Regions from separate parts of the Homo sapiens genome. Here region 1 is linked to region 2. The links are chromatin loops, found by intact Hi-C in ENCODE. Cell type or tissue: endothelial cell of umbilical vein. All regions are shown on one strand. Links, peaks and the distances in the headings refer to the core of each region. The heading gives the core; the rest is flanking DNA.

Region 1 (8,337 bases), core at 177-8,176, 72 kb after region 2:
TATGTTAGGTATAAACATGTAAAATTTAAGACAAATTTAAAAATTGTTTCATAAGTCTACAATTTCAGGCAAATAATTTTCTCAAAAAGCCCAAGAAGAAACGATTAACTTTCTATATTTCTCAGTATCACCCTTTAGTTTCAGAATTTCCACTCTGAAAAACTGACACAGTACCATAGCCATGAAACGTTTTGCTGTTCACAGGTATAACTGAAAATATGATATTTTAATATGTTAAATAAATGCCTAACAAAAGAAGTAAGCTGTCATAATACAAAATTTCCTCCTTACTTGGCTTCTAAGCAATTCGCATAGAATTTGAAGAATATCATCCTGCAAAAAAAAAACTACCCTATCCCTATCCAAATACTTTTTTATGCTTTGAAAATGTGAATTACACACTTGAAAGCTCCATCAAATAGACTTTAGTGCACAAAACAAAGCTTTCTGTAACAATTTATAACTTTTCCACTTGAACATTTTGCTTCAAATTTTCACAGATTCTGTTCCTTTCAAAAGCTCTTGCTGGTGTGAAAGATTCCATCTGCTCTTCAATTACTCATGGCCCTTAAAGTCATTTTTAAATCATGGGAAAACGCCACACACAATTCTTTCGTGTGTGTGTGTGTGTGTGTGTGTGTGTGTGTGTAAAACAGTATATAAATAGTATATGAGAATTATATTAATTTCAATTCTTCCCACAAAAACTCTTCTTTGGGCTGTTAGGTGTGTTTCAAGTTTAACAGATCAACTTTTTTTTTTCTAGGATGTTTCCAACAGGGAAATTTGAAAGTTTAGGTAGATATTAAAGTTACTGTTAAGTTACATAAGTTATGTTCCCAATGTTAACTATTTCAGACATAACTGAGTATTTTTTCAGGAATTATCTAAAAGCCTCAGCAAGTCTATTTCTCGTACCATATGATCATGCCAGCTGTTTATTTTCAAGTGGTCAATTTAAAAATCGTAGGGAAATATGCCCCAAATGATCTAATAACGATTTGAAACCGAGCTAGCTAGAGCTAGAGCTAAAGCTGTGGTAGTAAAACCACTTCTGTAAGTGCAGGGAAATGATATTGGTATACTAGGAATTGTGATTTACAGACTGCTGCTTTAGATTAATCAAGTCTCCATGTTGTAGCTGGCAAGAAAATGACTTTGTCATCTTTTTAAAGATCGCAATCGATATAAACGTTTATATTACTCAAAAAAAGTCTTTTAGAAGAAAATTAGTTCTTCGTGTTCTTTTCCTGTTGATCATCTAAAGCTCTTCCTCTAGCCTGTGACTTCCCAAAAGGCACCCTCTGGCCTGGCAAAAAAGACTTACAAACCTGGAATTTTCGGATACCAGTAAGTTGAGTTCAGTTTATATTAATTCACACATGGCTCTTTATAAAGGCAGAACAGATTTCAAAGAAAGAAAGAGAAAACCAAGAAGGCACTCTTTTTGGGCCATAAAAATTTCTTTCCACACTAGTGAGCACACCATCCCATGGTTTATAGAAGATAAAATACTAAAAGGTCTTTACATTTTTGCCTCTAACCGCTCCCCTGGGCACCTAATAACATGTGGTTTGTGGAAGTTAATGGGAATTTTTCAGCACAAATAAATACTCCAACTCCTCTTCTAAAATGGAGGTGAAAATCAATTTTCCTTGTTAATGAGGGACTGCTACTATTTGTTTCCATTGATTGGGTGATGCATTGTTCTGTTTCTAAAAGCAAGCTGTTTTTCATTTTTTGTTTTAAAGAAACAGAATTAGTAACTTGCAGACTGACACCACAGGTATACACTAAGATTTCTTAGCCGACACTCACTAAGCTCTGATAAGCTGATATTCTCTCACTTGGACTGGCATTTCATCTTGTAGAGATGTCATGTAAACTGGCCCCCAAGTATTCAATCAAAACCTGAGTTCTTTTCCTTTGGTGGCTATGTTTATTTGGAATGGTGAGCCTGTAGACACAGGGTCCCTTCCATCGCCTCTTAAGCATGTGATGGGTTCTGCTGAACAGAGCCAGGTAGGCAAAACGTGGACCAAGAATCTTTACACGGAATTTCCTTACTATCTGTCTTTTCCAGGTGCTGTTTGCTTTCTGGTCTTAATAAATCTCATGCTGGGAGAATCCTGTTTTAGTGATTAGCATCAGTATATCCAGTCCTCGGAAACAAAAATATTTCCAGGTCCCAGAAGAGGGTCCAGAGTAACACAGCTTTACTGATCTGGTTTCAATAAATCTTGTTAACAAAAAATTCTATAGAACAGATGTTTTTTACTTGTCTCTGTTAATGTATGGACGATTCTTTATTTCAAAGGTAGTGTGATTTTGGCATTTGTGATTTGCATTGTTTAGCGCAAAGCATTTTAAAAGTACTTCAATATTGCAAAATGCTAAACGTTATTTTTTATTTTATTTTTTGAGACAGGGTCTCGCTCTATTACTCAGGCTGGAGTGCAGTGGTGCAATCTCGGCTCACTGCAGCGGCAGCCTCTGCCTCCTGGGATCAAGCAATCCTCCCACCTCAGCCTCCCAAGTAGCTGGGACTACAGGCACACGCCACCATGCCCGACTAATTGTTTTTGTATTTTTAGTGGAGACGGGGTTTTGTCACGTTGCCCTGGCTGGTCTCGAACTCCTGGCCTCAAGCAATCCATCCGCCTCGGCCTCCCAAAGTGCTGGGATTAAAGACGTGAGCCACCATGCTTTGCTTAAAGTTATTATTTTAAGAAAATTTGCGGCACATTTTTAGAAAGATCAGAAGGGCTGGCAGAGGTGAAGTGATTCTCAAAATCAGGGTAAGGAGATTGGCTGATAAGGTTTTCAGTTAAGGTCCCTTATAGACAAAAACCAAAAAATCAAGTTTTTGTATGTGATATCTCCCTCAGTACAGTGTTGCAATGAGACTTCTGTTAAATTAAATTAGAATATAACTAGAAAATTGGACGTCCTATCAGTCGATTAAATGAGGTATTCTCTGCACTGAACTTTTTAAGGAAGAGAACATTAGTTTTTCTATCATAACCCAAGAGTTTTTAAAAAAGCTTTGAAACAGAAAACATCAGTGCTCCATTCTCAAAACCCTGCACTGTTTACGATGAATAAAGTATGTAAGAATCATAGATAATGTCTGTTAGTTAGTTGGCCAATGGTCAACAGCGATTATCGAAAGACAATTTTTTGTTTTTAAACTGCATCGGTTCTTGTCTTCCAAATATTTGGCCCACAGCTGCCTTTGTTAACAGCTTGGAGGCTACTGAATTGTTTTTAAAGAGAAATGCCAACTCTACTGACTTCCTGATTGTCGACAGACATGAGGTTTTTTGTTTTACATGTATATACATCAGGAAATGAAATGAGATTACTACATGCTGTGCTAAGGAAAACAATAAAAGTGAAAAAATGTTATTTTTAGATAAGACTATTTCCTAAACCTTTAGAAGTATCGTACAAATTTGTCCTCCATTTGGTAGAATATGAACATGTGTGGTCTGTATCTCTTCTATGGCAGGCGATACTAATCATCTATCTAGATAACAGTCATTTTCTCTCAGCACGCTAAACCTGACATTTCAGTGTAAAGTCCAATAAGACAAGGAAGTGAGCTATTTTGTTAGTGGGAAAGAAAAGACAGTTATGTAAGAATAAGCCTTCAGGCATCTGCTGAGCAAAACAGAGAGCCCAAAAGAAGAAACGGAAGAGCAAGTGAGTTTCATGAGAAAGAGTAGCTACGGTTCACAGTTGTCTTTATATAGTTCTCTTTCCATTAAGGTGTATCAGCACTTTTGACTTCGTCTTTTTTTTATTTGAGAGGGAGTTTTGCTCTTGTCACCCAGGCTGGAGTGTAATGGCACGATCTCAGCTCACTGCAACCTCCGCCTACCAGGTTCAAGCAATTCTCCTGCCTCAGCCTCCCGAGTATCTGGGATTACAGGCGCACACCACCACACCTGGCTAATTTTTGTATTTTTAGTAGAGACAGGGTTTCACCATGTTGGCCAGGCTGGTCTTGAACTCTCGACCTTAGGTGATTCACCTGCCTTGGCCTCCCAAAGTGCTGGGATTACAGGCATGAGCCACCACACCCAGCCCTTGACTTCTCTTTTGTAAAAGCAATCCCCTTTTCTCTTGTACCTCAAGGAAACTGCTCCCATAATTTATGAATTAATACTCATTCCACATAAATGTAATTTGGATATAGTCCCTGAAATGTAAATATCTAGGATAATAGTATCCTGAAGAAAATAGCCTTTTGGGAAGTTTTAGATTCAGGACCTTTCAGGCTATGAAAGAGTTACTTTATCTTTTGTGTGTGGCCATTCATTTAAAAGGTTATTGGATCCTCTGGATTTTAGAAGATCTTTGAGTTCAGCCCTAGACCCTGTGTTATATCTAGAAAAGCCTTTTCTAGGGTTCTGTGTGTTCTAAGCTGGTATTTTATTAATGTGGTTCAGGAAAACATATCTACAGTATGGAAGTCAAAGCCATTCCTTTAAATAAAACTGAGGTTATATAGTCATGCATTTAATAATAGTGATAGATGCAGGAGGCATGCAGATGCAGATAAGGAAACCTGCACAGGGTCTTGCCCGGGCGTGCCTGCAAGGGACTGGGGCCCACATGTGCACTAGGAGAAGGGGGTGGAGCCACCAAGAATTCATGCCTTATGCAGGGGAGGAGACTGATATTCAATCTGTGAGGTGGGAGCCTGTTGGCAGGACCCTCTCTTTTTTTGCTGAGAGCCTTCTTTTCGCTTAATAATCCACTCTCCTCTCCCTTCAGTGTGTCCATGTGCCTATTTTTTCCTGGTCGTGAGACAAGAAGCTGGATTTTAGTTGAACTAAGGAGCAAAAAATCCTGCATCAATAGCAAAAACAACTTTCTATAATAAATCATAAATAAATTTATTTATATAAATTACATAAGTTATGAGAATGGGACATCTAAAATACCTAATGTTTAGCCACTGAACCGAATGTGGTCAATTTCGACGTGTTGGGTATCTTCCCAGAAGCAGATGGGAAGGAATTTGGAATTACTTCTATTACTCCACAATTTTAGGCCACTCAAGTGTACTAGTTTCTCTGGACCTCTGAAGATGGCTTTACTAGCATGGGCCTGCTACAGAAAAAGGGTGTTTATCAGAGACTCCCATGTAACAAATCACCCCCACCGTCCATGGTGTAGGTTTTAGGCTGTGAGATAAACTGACCTTTTGGATAAGGTGTCTGACCTCTCCCCTCTCCTGACAGTGATTTCTCTTCCCAGACAGCTGCGCTTACAAACAAACTGCTAGGTAGCAGTAGCACTTTGACAAATGGAGCACAACCCGGATCCTTTGTTTCTTTGAATTCAGCCAACAAGCTGGCATTCCAGAAGCTCATTAGGGGGCCATGAATTACTGTGGAGGCCAAGCCTGCACTTCCTTCTCCCTGGCAATCCATGTGGCCACACGTTCCCATGATCCGTGGGGCCAGATCATGCTATTCCCAGTTCACATTCCATCCCGTCAGGGTACTCTCAAAATAAATAATATTTACAGCAGAGTTCAGAGCTGGCGAAAGAAATGTGGAGGGAAAAATGTGAGTAAGTAGACTAGACACTGGAATCCATTGGATTTGTGGTTTTTAAATCATTTTTTCATGGGACTTCAGAAATCTTTGTAAGTAGATATGGACTGGCACTTATCAAAACCCCAAATTCCAAGGCCAAATTAATGTCATAAAAAAGTGACAAATAAAAATTGTAACAAGATTTAGTTTCTGTAACCTGAAAACATTATGTTTAGCAAATTCGGTAAATGGTTACTGGCCACCTACAAAGTTCAAGGTCTCCAGCCAAAGCTACTTACAGTCATTATCTATTTAAAAATTTGACTACCACTGCTTTATACCAAAAACTTGGAGAACTTAAATAAAAGGGGCCTGGAGGTCTCTTTATGCAAATATTCAAACAGAGCTGAAGAGATGGCATTTGAGATCAGAGTCAGCAACTACAACCCCCTAGACAAATCCAGTCCTCTGCTTGTTTATGTATTACCCATGAACTAAGGATGGCTTTTACACTTTTAACTGATTGGAAAAAGAAACCAAAAGAAGAAGAATATTTTGTGATACATGAACATTTATATGAAATTCATATTTCTGTATCCATAAATAAAGTTTTATTGGAACACAATCAGGCTCATCCATTTACTTATCCTATGGGGCTGCTTTTGCACTTAGGAAGAGTTGTGTAATTGAAACAGAGATCGTACTGCGTGCAAAACTCAAGATACTGACAATCTGGCCCTCAACAAAAAAAGCTCGCCGATCCTTGTTTTAGACTGTAAAATAATTTTTTGCTTTTGCTGAGATGTCTGACTGAGAACAGTCAACATAGTGAGAGCTCATCTCTACAAAAAATAAAATAAAATAATTAGCCCGGTGCAGTGACTCATGCCTGTAGTCCCAGCAACTTGGGAGGCTGAGGCAGGAGGATCACTTGAGCCCAGGAGCTGGAGGTTACAGTGAGACATGACTGCACCACTGCACTCCAGCCTGGGTAACAGAAGGAGACCTTGTCTCTGAAAAAAATTAAAAAATAATAATAATAAAAAAGCAAGCATGAGAAGTGTACATGGAGAGCAAGGAGAAAGCAGTTGAGACCTGAAAAACCAGTGACAAAGACAGCCAACTACAGGTGGCCACCAACAGAAGTAGTTTTTGCTGCATTTACAGATAAAATCCCTCAAAGCATGGGGAAACAGACAGGTTCTTAGATGGAGCAGAGGTACGATCTGTGTTTCTTTTTAATACCAATTTGCTAATTTCCTGTTAATGGGCCAGAACCTTACGCCTTGATGCTTTCCTTTCCTGTTCATGTGGTTCACTCTTTTTGCCTCTAAACCTTGATTCTCCAGAATGGGCTACCCTGGCCTTTTTTTTTTTTTTCAGAGGAGCTTGATCAAACAGAATCCCAGGAATAACGACTATCTTTGAGCAGATAGTCCTGCTAGTGGTTGGCTACACCCTCTGCTCTGTGCAGGGTCTGGTGATGATCACAAGAGATTTCAGGGCGATTTCAGGGCAATTTCAGCCATACTGATCAACATATGGTGATGAATGAAATAAATGACAAGTTTGCAGTTTTACAGGGTTATTAACAACATTCACAGATTCCCAGTAGTTGTCTGTTTATGTTTTCTCCAACACAATATCCTAAGACAGAAGGAAAGCAGAGGTGGGGTATTTTTATGTTGTAACATTTTCACGAATGAAATTTCCCTGTAAGAAAGTATTTTGTCCCTTGAGGGGCAGGGACTACATTGAGAGAAAAAAAGATGTCCACCTACTTGTCAGGACTGACAGGTTATCTGCAATCATATTTACACCACAGTGGTGATTCCAGCCTCTACGAGACATTTGAGCAGCCTGTCCAACCTCAGGACAATGGGCATGTGTGACGCTGGGCCTAATGTCAGCTTTCCAGTAATCTCCGGGCTTTGCATGTAGTGGAGAATATCTCCCTTGCTATTACTATATTTTCTCCACCTGATCTATCTGTTTCAGTGGACAAGTTGAGAGTTAGATCTCATCATTAACATATAACATGAATAAATTGTCCACCTAAAAAGGACATCCTGATTAGTTTCTTTTAATAGAGAAGCAAGGGCTTACATTTTAAACAACACAACAACAAAATTGTAAACTTACCTAGAAAAATCTCCCTTTGCCTCCTGTAGAAGAAAAAATTCAACATCAGCGAAATACACTAAGCCAATGTTAGAGACTCTAAAGTACATTCTATAATCATGAGAGTTTCTCTACTGAATGAGATGAGTTCAGCTTCCTGCAGTTATCATCCTATTTGCTGCAGGAATACAATTAAAACTGAATGCACACCTTTGCCATTTGAATATGAAATATGAAACTAAACTCTAGAAACTTATATACAAAGTAAGTGATTCATAATGACAAAATGCACATCTCCACCTCTAAGCCTGGGTCTGACATGTTCTAGATTAAAGATTCTAAATATGAACATGTATCTGGATAGAACTGTCGATTTCTAGGGTCAGTTTTTGTTTTGGTTTGTATTTTATGCTAGTTCCCAATTATACTGAAGACTCTGGAGGTAGGGACCAGAGAAACTTTAGTGAATCCAGTATAATGCCCTGAACATAGTAGTTGCTCAGTAAATACTTATTGAAGGAATAAAGAAATGATATCATTTTAACTCATCTTGCCACTATTAAGCTAATATTCTATAACATCTTTTTTTACGTTTTATTTTTGCATAACCTAAAGGGCTTTACCTTGTCTTTCTAGGGGGCAGAACATGATTTTTTGGCCACTA
Region 2 (8,337 bases), core at 10-8,009:
CAAGGAAACGTAGAATGCTTGCAGATGTACCACCCACCGTGGCCACATCAATTCAGGAAGCTCAGGAGGAGAAGGGTAAGGAAATGAGTTTTTAGAGAACTCCTAAACAGGAGCTTCCTACCTGCTGCACTTCATTGAATCCTCACAGAGACATCATTCCCATTTTCTTTCTTTCTTTTTTTTTTTTTTTTTTTTTGAGACAGAGTCTCGCTTTGTCACCAAAGCTGGAGTGCAGTGGCCTGATCTTGGCTCACTGCAACCTCCACCTCCCGGGTTCAAGTGATTCTCCTGCCTCAGCCTCCTGAATAGCTGGGACCACAGGCACACGCCACCACGCCCGGCTAATTTTTATATTTTTAGTAGAGATGGGGTTAGTAGAGATATAGTATGTTGGTCAGGTTGGTCTTGAACTCCTGACCCTGTGATCCACCTGCCTCGGCCTCCCAAAGTGCTGGGATTACAGGCGTGAGCCACTGCGCCTGGCCTCCCATTTTCATAGAAAAGGTCACAGAGTCATAAGGAGGCTGAACTGGGAGTCTAACTCTGCTATTCTGTCTTCTGCCTCTTGCATAAAAACTCAACACGGGTAGGAGCTTTCTGTCTTGATCTCAGCTGGGCTGCCCTGGTAAACCTGTGTAGAAAGCAGTCACATCGACTCCCAAGTGGGGGCTCTTTGCGTGATAGTGCAAGCATCAAAACCTAAGAGAAGGAAGCAGGGCAGGGGCTCTTTGGATCACCCAGGCTGGAGTGCAGTGGCGTGATCTCAGCTCACTGCAACCTCCGCCTCCTGGGTTCAAGTGATTCTCCTGCCTCAGCCTCCCATGTAGCTGGGATTACAGCGCGCCACAACGCCCGACTAATAGAAGCCTCTGGAGCCCCTTCCACGTGCACGGTGGTGTGGGAGAGACACGAACAGCAGACATGCATCCAGTGCTCAGACCTGCCTGCCGGGAGGCAGAAGAGAGCAGGCCACAAGAATAGGCCGGGCCTGGTGGCTTTCACCTCTAATGCCAGCACTTTGGGAGGCCCTGGCGGGAGGATTGCTTAATGCCAGGAGTTTGAGACTATCCTGGGCAACACAGCGAGACCCTATCTGTAAAAAAAAAAAAACAAAAAATAAAAAAATTAGTTGGATGTGGTGGTAAACGCCTGTAGTCCCAGCTGCCCAAAAGGCTGAGGCAGGAAGATCCCTTGAATCCGGGAGTTTGAGAGTACACTGAGCTATGCTCACACCACTGCGCTCCAGCCTGGGTAACAGAGTGAGACCCTGTCTCTAAACAGACAAAAAAAAGAATGAGACAGGTAGTAGTTGCCGTAGAAGGTGGAAGGTGGAACCCACAGCCGGGAGCTAACTGGGTAATTAACGTGAATTGTAGCTGGTCACATCCAGTTTTTTTTTTTTCTTTTTGAGACGGAGTCTCACTCTGTCGCCCAGGCTGGAGTGCAGTGGTGTGATCTCAGTTCACTGCAACCTCTGCCTCCTGGGTTCAAGTGATTCTCCTGCCTCAGCCTCCCGAGTAGCTGGGATTATAGTGCGCCACCATGCCTGACTAATTTTTCTATTTTTAGTAGAGATGGGGTTTCACCATGTTAGCCAGGCTGGTCTCCAACTGCTGACCTCAAGTGATCTGCCCGCCTTGACTCCCAAAGTGCTGGGATTACAGGCGTGAGCCACTGCACCCAGCTGGGTGACTTTTTTTATTGCCTCTCTGAGAAGGTTAAGCCTGCCTCTGAATTATTGTCAGGAAAACAGTGTCATCAGGTCAGTTCTCCAGCAAAAAATCTTTCCTCCCAGTTATCGGGAGGAAATGATCTACTTGAATGATACTAAAGATAGAATCTGTTGTTTTTGGCGACCTTATGAGCACATTTCAATCCTAATCCAAAGGATTTTCATTGAACTAGTTCACTAATAATCTGGCCAACGAGGAAGACAAAAAGGGCTGACCCTAAAAAGACAATTCCCATCCAAGCAGAGAGAGAGATGGAGTTACTCACGCCAAGTCAGAAAGTCATTTTCGGGGGCATTTGGAAATCTTTGGAGTGAACTTCCCGATGCTATGAACATTGTTTGAGACCCTGGAGACACTGCCTGTGTCACTGTGGGTTTCCCAGCTTCCAGCCGGGGAACTCCAGACTCCAGCCGGGGACAGCTGGGTGTGGAGGAGCGGATGTGGAGGCAACGCCAGCAGCACAAACAGCAGCTCTCCTCCCGGCCGGCAGACACATGGAAGGACAGCCTCTTTCAGCCTCATTCAGCCGCGAGCCAGAAATGCTCCAATTGTTCAGAAGACCCTGGGCGACTCAGCACCGGATATGAGCGCACATTCTGCCAGGAGGACGTTGTCAGGAGCCACGCGTGGCTCATCTGTTTTTGACACAGAGGGGATATTGATGACCAGCCACTGATTTCAGAAGACAGAGAAGGGGTGCTTTCCTCTCTGGAAGGAGGGGAAACTTCAAAGCAAACAATGCTCCAAAGAAGAAAGGAATCGGTTGTTCTAGAACTAAAGAAGGGAAATGACAATCCGTCTCTTTAGACCTTAGAGAAAAAAAAAAAAAAATGAAGAAGGCGGTATATTCCCAGCAGATCAGTAAAAGCTGTAAGGAAAAGTTTTGGCAGACATCCCAGGAATAAATATGAGGAAAAGGTTAGAATTCTTCTTTATGATAAAAAGATATTTATTTCCTTGACAAATCCTCAGTGATGAATTCCTTACATAAAAGATGTCCCAGGAGACCACGGGAAATAATGCCACATTGCAGACTGCAGGATAAACGTGTCATCTCTGGGGACTGTTATAGAGAATTAGATGTGATTTTTAACATGAAAAAATGCATGCTTGGAGAACTTTTCATCAGGCTTAGAAATTTTAGAAATAAAATAGTTCATTTCAGAGAGCATTGAAATTGAAGCTCTTTGAAAACCAAGCACCTTTTGATGGTGGCTGGGAGTCTCTGGAAGAGCTTTGCTTTCTGGCTAGATTCCATGGCTCACTGGCACTCGGTGAAGAGTGCAAATGTAATTTAACAGAGAGAGAGGAGAATGGAAAAAAATAACTGAACATTCATTTTAAAAAATTAGCAGCATCCAGTAAAATACCCAGCTGAAACTATGGTTTGTAAATCCTACAGTTTCCATTTCTTAGGCTGTGAAATGAGGGAGCTGACCTATCTTCTGGGTCCAAGCTTGTTAGGCTATTGCAATACCAACGTTTGCAGGTTAACTGTGAATTTCAGTCATCCTCATTCTGTGCTCCCAGCAAAGGAGCACTGCAACAGAGGGCTGGCCCTAAATGGGAACAGAGAAACGCTCGTGGGAAGTGATAGTTATATCTCTTTTTAGTATTTAAAATTTCATCACAGTCCTACCCAGTCAGGAGGCTGAGGCAGGAGGATCGCTTAAGCCCAGGAGTTTGAGGCTGGAGTGAGCTAGCATTGCACCACTGCACTCAGGGCGACAGAGCGAGACCCTGTCTCAAAAAAAAGTTATCATTGGAAAGTCATTCATTTAGGTTATACATTGTCATTTGGTCCTGGTTCCCTTTAGTGGGCAAATGCTCCTTTATTAGTAACACCTCAGGGGATAAATATAGCTGTGTAAATGACTTTGTCTTTATTTCCCCCAAAATAAGAACAGAAAGGGATAACGACTCTGTCTCCCTCTCAATTTTGACTCAGGCCAGTCCTGCTCAAACATGTCCAGAACCATCCATTCCCCAGAAAGAGATTTCGCAGCTCTCCCTGGGCACACGGTCCAGCATAAACAAACCCTGGCACAATCCGACTTTGGCTGCGCCCTGGGGCAGAGCAGAGGCTATGACCAAAATTAAGGCCCCTGGAATCCTGTCCATTGTTAGACCTAAAAGGAGAGGCCACAGGCCATGGGTAATGGAGGACTTTAAAAGGCCAGGAACAGAGATACAGGGAGGAGAAGGAGGAAGGACAAAAGAGAAGGGATGAAGACAAAACCGAAAAACGTCGTGTGATTTATATCAGCGCAAGGCAGTGAATTCTGAGCTGAACACAGCCGCCATCATGACGCTGACAGAGCCTATCAGCTCCCCTCTCTGTTTGGAGAGATGTCAGATAGCTGGCACTCTCATTGTTACATTAGTTATTAATAAACTCCTTAACAATGGGAGGAAGTGCTAGCATTCAGAGAATGGGAGTGTGTCAACAGCTGAGGACTGAATGTGGACGGATCCCAGGCAATGCCAGGCCCATGTTTAGCACAACCTGTTTTCTCCCAGAACAGAAAGTGTCAGAGCCAGGGTACAATGACAGACTGCAAGTTTTGTTTCATTTCTCGTTTTTTAAACCCAAGATCCATCACCAGATTCTTCGCAATCTTGCTGATCACACTGCAGATGACTCAATGGCCATCTCAGTAATCACACAGCCAAATTCCTACTTGAAAACACAACATATCCCTTAGTTTTACAGAGAATGGGTCGTTTATGGCCCTAGACTTCTAGTCGAGAAGCCAAGATCAGCCTCATCATCTCATTTAAGAAATGCTGCAGTCCCATTTATTCGTTTCAGTGGTTAATACAACAAGCCACACGTCCCTGCAGCACACTGGGTATTTCCTAAGTGGGTTTGTGCTATTTTCCTTAAAAAGCCTGAGAACAAAAACTAACTCTCCTAACTCCCATTGAAATCAGAACTGTTCTCTGATGGCTTGGCCAGGTGTGGTGGCTCAAGCCTGTAATCCCAGCATGTTGGGAGGCCGAGGCAGGCAGCTCACTTGAGCTCAAGAGTTCGAGACCATCCTGGCCAACATCATGAAACCCCATCTCTACTAAAAATACAAAAATTAATTAGCCAAATGTGGTGGTGGGCAACTGTAGTCCCAGCTGCTCAGGAGGCTGAGGCAGGAGAATCGCAGATAACCCGGGAGGAAGAGGTTGCAGTGAGCCGAGATCATGCCACTGCACTCCAGCCTGGGCGACAGAGCAAGACTCCATCTCAAAAAACAAAATGAATGAATGAATGAGCTGTTCTCTGATGGCAAATCCCCAAAACAACACTTAGAACAAATCTCAGGCTCTGTCTCACTTTCAGACAAGCTATGAATGGGCTGTGTGTCTTCACCTACAAAGATACACCCAGTTATTGTTGCTTTGTTGTTGTTATTCCCTTTTTTCTCCCCTCCAACATTTTCTGGAATTTCAAGTAACATGAGATGGGAAGGAAGGAATAAACCCATTCAAGTTCTTTCAACATGGATTTTGGATTCTTTTTTTAAAAGACCCTGAACATGTCTTAACCAGATGGTTTGAATTCATAGTTGTTCTCTCAAACTGTACCTGAACTTTCTGCAAATGTGTTACCTGAAGACTTAGGAGTGAAAGCAACAGAGAGACGCAGCTACAAATGTGGAAGCAATCACTGGGCTGTCACAGGGCAGAGTGAATCCAATGCACCCTGCCTGCTCCCCCTCCAGTGGTCAATAACAGAGGCACTGAGCACCTGCACAAATGGATTCAGGACGCGGGTTCCACGACTTTCCTCCCATCTGAATGCCACTCAGTGCTGCATGGGGAGGTGAGAATTTCATTCCTTTTCTTCCAACACAGGCTTACAGCTCTGATTCAGATGGTTCACCACCTCTAAGGGCCTCCACTTAAATACAGGTCTACGGGGTCTCACAGGGGACAGCTCTGCGTATCACTACTACGGGATTCAGGGCCCTGATCTCAAGCCTTAACCAATCACTTTAACTACGCTGAAATCATCTGCCATTGAGTCATCTGCAGTGTGATGAGCAGGACTGTCAAGAATCTGGTGACAGCATAGCAAAGACTTGGAACCAACCTAAATGTCCAACAACGATAGACTGGATTAAGAAAATGCGGCACATATACACCATGGAATACTATGCAGCCATAAAAAATGATGAGTTCATGTCCTTTGTAGGGACATGGATGAAACTGGAAACCATCATTCTCGGCAAACTATAGCAAGCACAAAAAACCAAACACCGCATGTTCTCACTCATAGGTGGGAATTGAAGAATGAGAACACATGGACACAGGAAGGGGAACATCACACACTGGGGACTGTTGTGGGGTGGGGGACAGGGGGAGGGATAGCATTAGGAGATATACCTAATGCTAAATGACGAGTTAATCGGTGCAGCACACCAACATGGCACATGTATACGTGTGTAACAAACCTGCACCTTGTGCACATGTACCCTAAAACTTAAAGTATAATAATAAAAAAATTAAAAAATTTACTATTAAAAAAAAGAATCTGGTGACGGATCTTGGGTTTAAAAAATAAAAATGAAGCAAAATCTACAGTCAACTATGTTGACTTTTTTATTTGAAATGCTAATCCGTGGCTCAGGGCATTGGTAGGTATGGATATTGACTTCTTTTTTATTTATTTACTTATTTTAGAGACAGAGTCTCGCTCTGTCTCACAGGCTGGAATGCAGTGGTGTAATTTCAGCTCACTGCAACCTCTGCCTCCTAGCTAGGCTCAAGTAACTCTCCTGCCTCAGCCTCCCAAGTATCTGGGATTATGGGTGTGTAATTACACGCCTAGCTAATTTTTATATTTTTGGTAGAGACCGGATTTCATCATGTTGGCCAGGCTAGTCTCGAACTCCTGCCTGCCTTGGCCTCCCAAAGTGCTGGGATTACAGGCCTGAGCCATTGCACCTGGCCTGGCTTCTTTAATAGGTATCAATGACATTCTTCATTTCTTCAGCATCTGAGGCCTCAGATACCAAGTACTAGACTTCAGTAGTTTTAAAGGTAATTATGTGTCCTTAAACAGGCAAACCACCTTCAAAGTTACTAATAGTTTAGAAACATTTTACGTCTTTTTTTTAAATCAATGAGCAGTACACAAACTCTTTGCGGGGGGGGGGGGGGGGGGGGGGAGGGCTATAACTTTGTAAAATGCTGTGTATAGTACCTGGCAGAGTTGGGAGCTAGCAGAAATGTTTATACCACAGAAATCTTACAGTGTTGTGACATGGCTCAGACACACCATGATTTGGGTTTAGATGAGGGTCAGAGAATAATTGAAAGATGACAAGATGGATACTACTGCAGGACACTGACGTGACACAAACTTTAAAGGTCTCATACCAGTGTGACAAAGGCTTACAATATAATTTGGGAAAAAAAGTACTGGAGACAGATCCTATGGGAGGTATCAGCAAGGCCCAGGGTACCATACACTCTAGGAACATAGATTAGAAGATTCTTTTTTTTTTTTTTTTTTAAGAGACAGGGTCTCACTCTGTCACCTAGGCTGTTAGTATAGTGATACCATCATAGCTCACTACAGCCTTGAACTCCTGGGCTCACGTGATCCTCCAGCCTCAGCCTCCCAAGTAGTGGGAAATATAAGCATGCACCACCATGTCCAGCTATATTAAGAAGATTTTTTTTTTTTTGGTACAGATGGTGTCTTGCTATGTTGCCAAGGCTGGTCTGGAACTCCTGGCTTCAAGTGATCCTCCCCACCGCCCCAAACCCCTACCCTCCTGAATAGGCGTGAGCCACTGTGCTGGGGTGAATATTCCTAAAACACAGCACATGCAGGAGTCTTATTAGTATCCTTCACAATTTAATTCAATTTCAATAACTGTGCATCAAACACCTATTGGGTGTTGGGTACTGGGCAAGTATTAGAAAATTCTGAAATGGAGACTAGTTTCTCAAAATGCTTTTAAGGAACAATTATTAGACACTATCTAACAAGGAGGTGAAAGAGAGAAAACAGTTGACCCAACTGGACACTGGGTTATACATATCACCTTTTCTGAATGAACATCAGAAAATAAAATCCGGCAAGTGTAATAAGAGTATTAACAATTAGAGCTCTCCTGGAATTGCAAGCAGCGGGGCTTGTCCCCTTTGTGGGAACACATTCTAGGCAAGAGGGCAGAAAGGCAGGAAGAAAGGGATGGAGATGAGCCAGCCGCCTAGATCTTCAGGCCAAGGCTAGATTTCCCCATTGCAAGGGATGTCGAATCAGCCCCTTCCAGATGGCGCTGCCAATGCTTTCATCACGGGAAAGCTTTATCCTCCTGGTGCAAGGAAACACAGGCAGCCGTCAGCCATCCCAGCGGGAGGGAGAACAAGATCTAGGGGTGCTAGAAATTCCCTTTGTTCCCTGATGGAATGTTTCCTGTTTGCAGTGCGTCCCCCCACTGTCTTGGCCCTCCTAAGTCACAGGAGGTGGGTGTGGGGCACCCCAAGGAGCCTCCACCCTGGCACTAAAGGATGTTTTTCAGGCTCAAACTTGCAGGGCTGGTAAGAGTGGGACCTGCCCTCGGGTTGAGTCATGGGGCTTTCTCACCTTCTCACC

The links. Hi-C counts contacts between places; a loop is a spot of excess contacts. Peaks named below come from ENCODE experiments on the same cell type or tissue, not always from the same donor. Only the 100,000 strongest peaks of a DNase experiment are listed, where the experiment ranks them.
Region 1: it touches region 2 in a loop (8-fold over the local background); 4 of 110 quality-filtered maps call a loop at or near these places.

The regions. Positions count from the first base shown.
Region 1 is chr10:13,753,953-13,762,289 of GRCh38, forward strand. It overlaps FRMD4A (FERM domain containing 4A), which reads right to left. Exons shown (of 25, transcript NM_018027.5): 8 at 7,695-7,717. Among named protein-coding and RNA genes, the nearest start is that of PRPF18, 170 kb to the left of the region's middle. RefSeq lists enhancers at 3,601-3,790, 4,025-5,224, 4,373-5,070, 4,522-4,661. In endothelial cell of umbilical vein, for the core only: no CTCF peak of the experiment used is centred there; DNase peaks (open chromatin) are centred at 3,449 and 4,569; H3K27ac peaks cover 1,952 bases.
Region 2 is chr10:13,682,323-13,690,659 of GRCh38, forward strand. The region is part of intron 15 of FRMD4A (FERM domain containing 4A); the gene reads right to left. Among named protein-coding and RNA genes, the nearest start is that of PRPF18, 100 kb to the left of the region's middle. RefSeq lists a silencer at 4,385-4,504 and an enhancer at 8,197-8,337. In endothelial cell of umbilical vein, for the core only: no CTCF peak of the experiment used is centred there; DNase peaks (open chromatin) are centred at 1,789, 2,269 and 4,149; H3K27ac peaks cover 4,793 bases.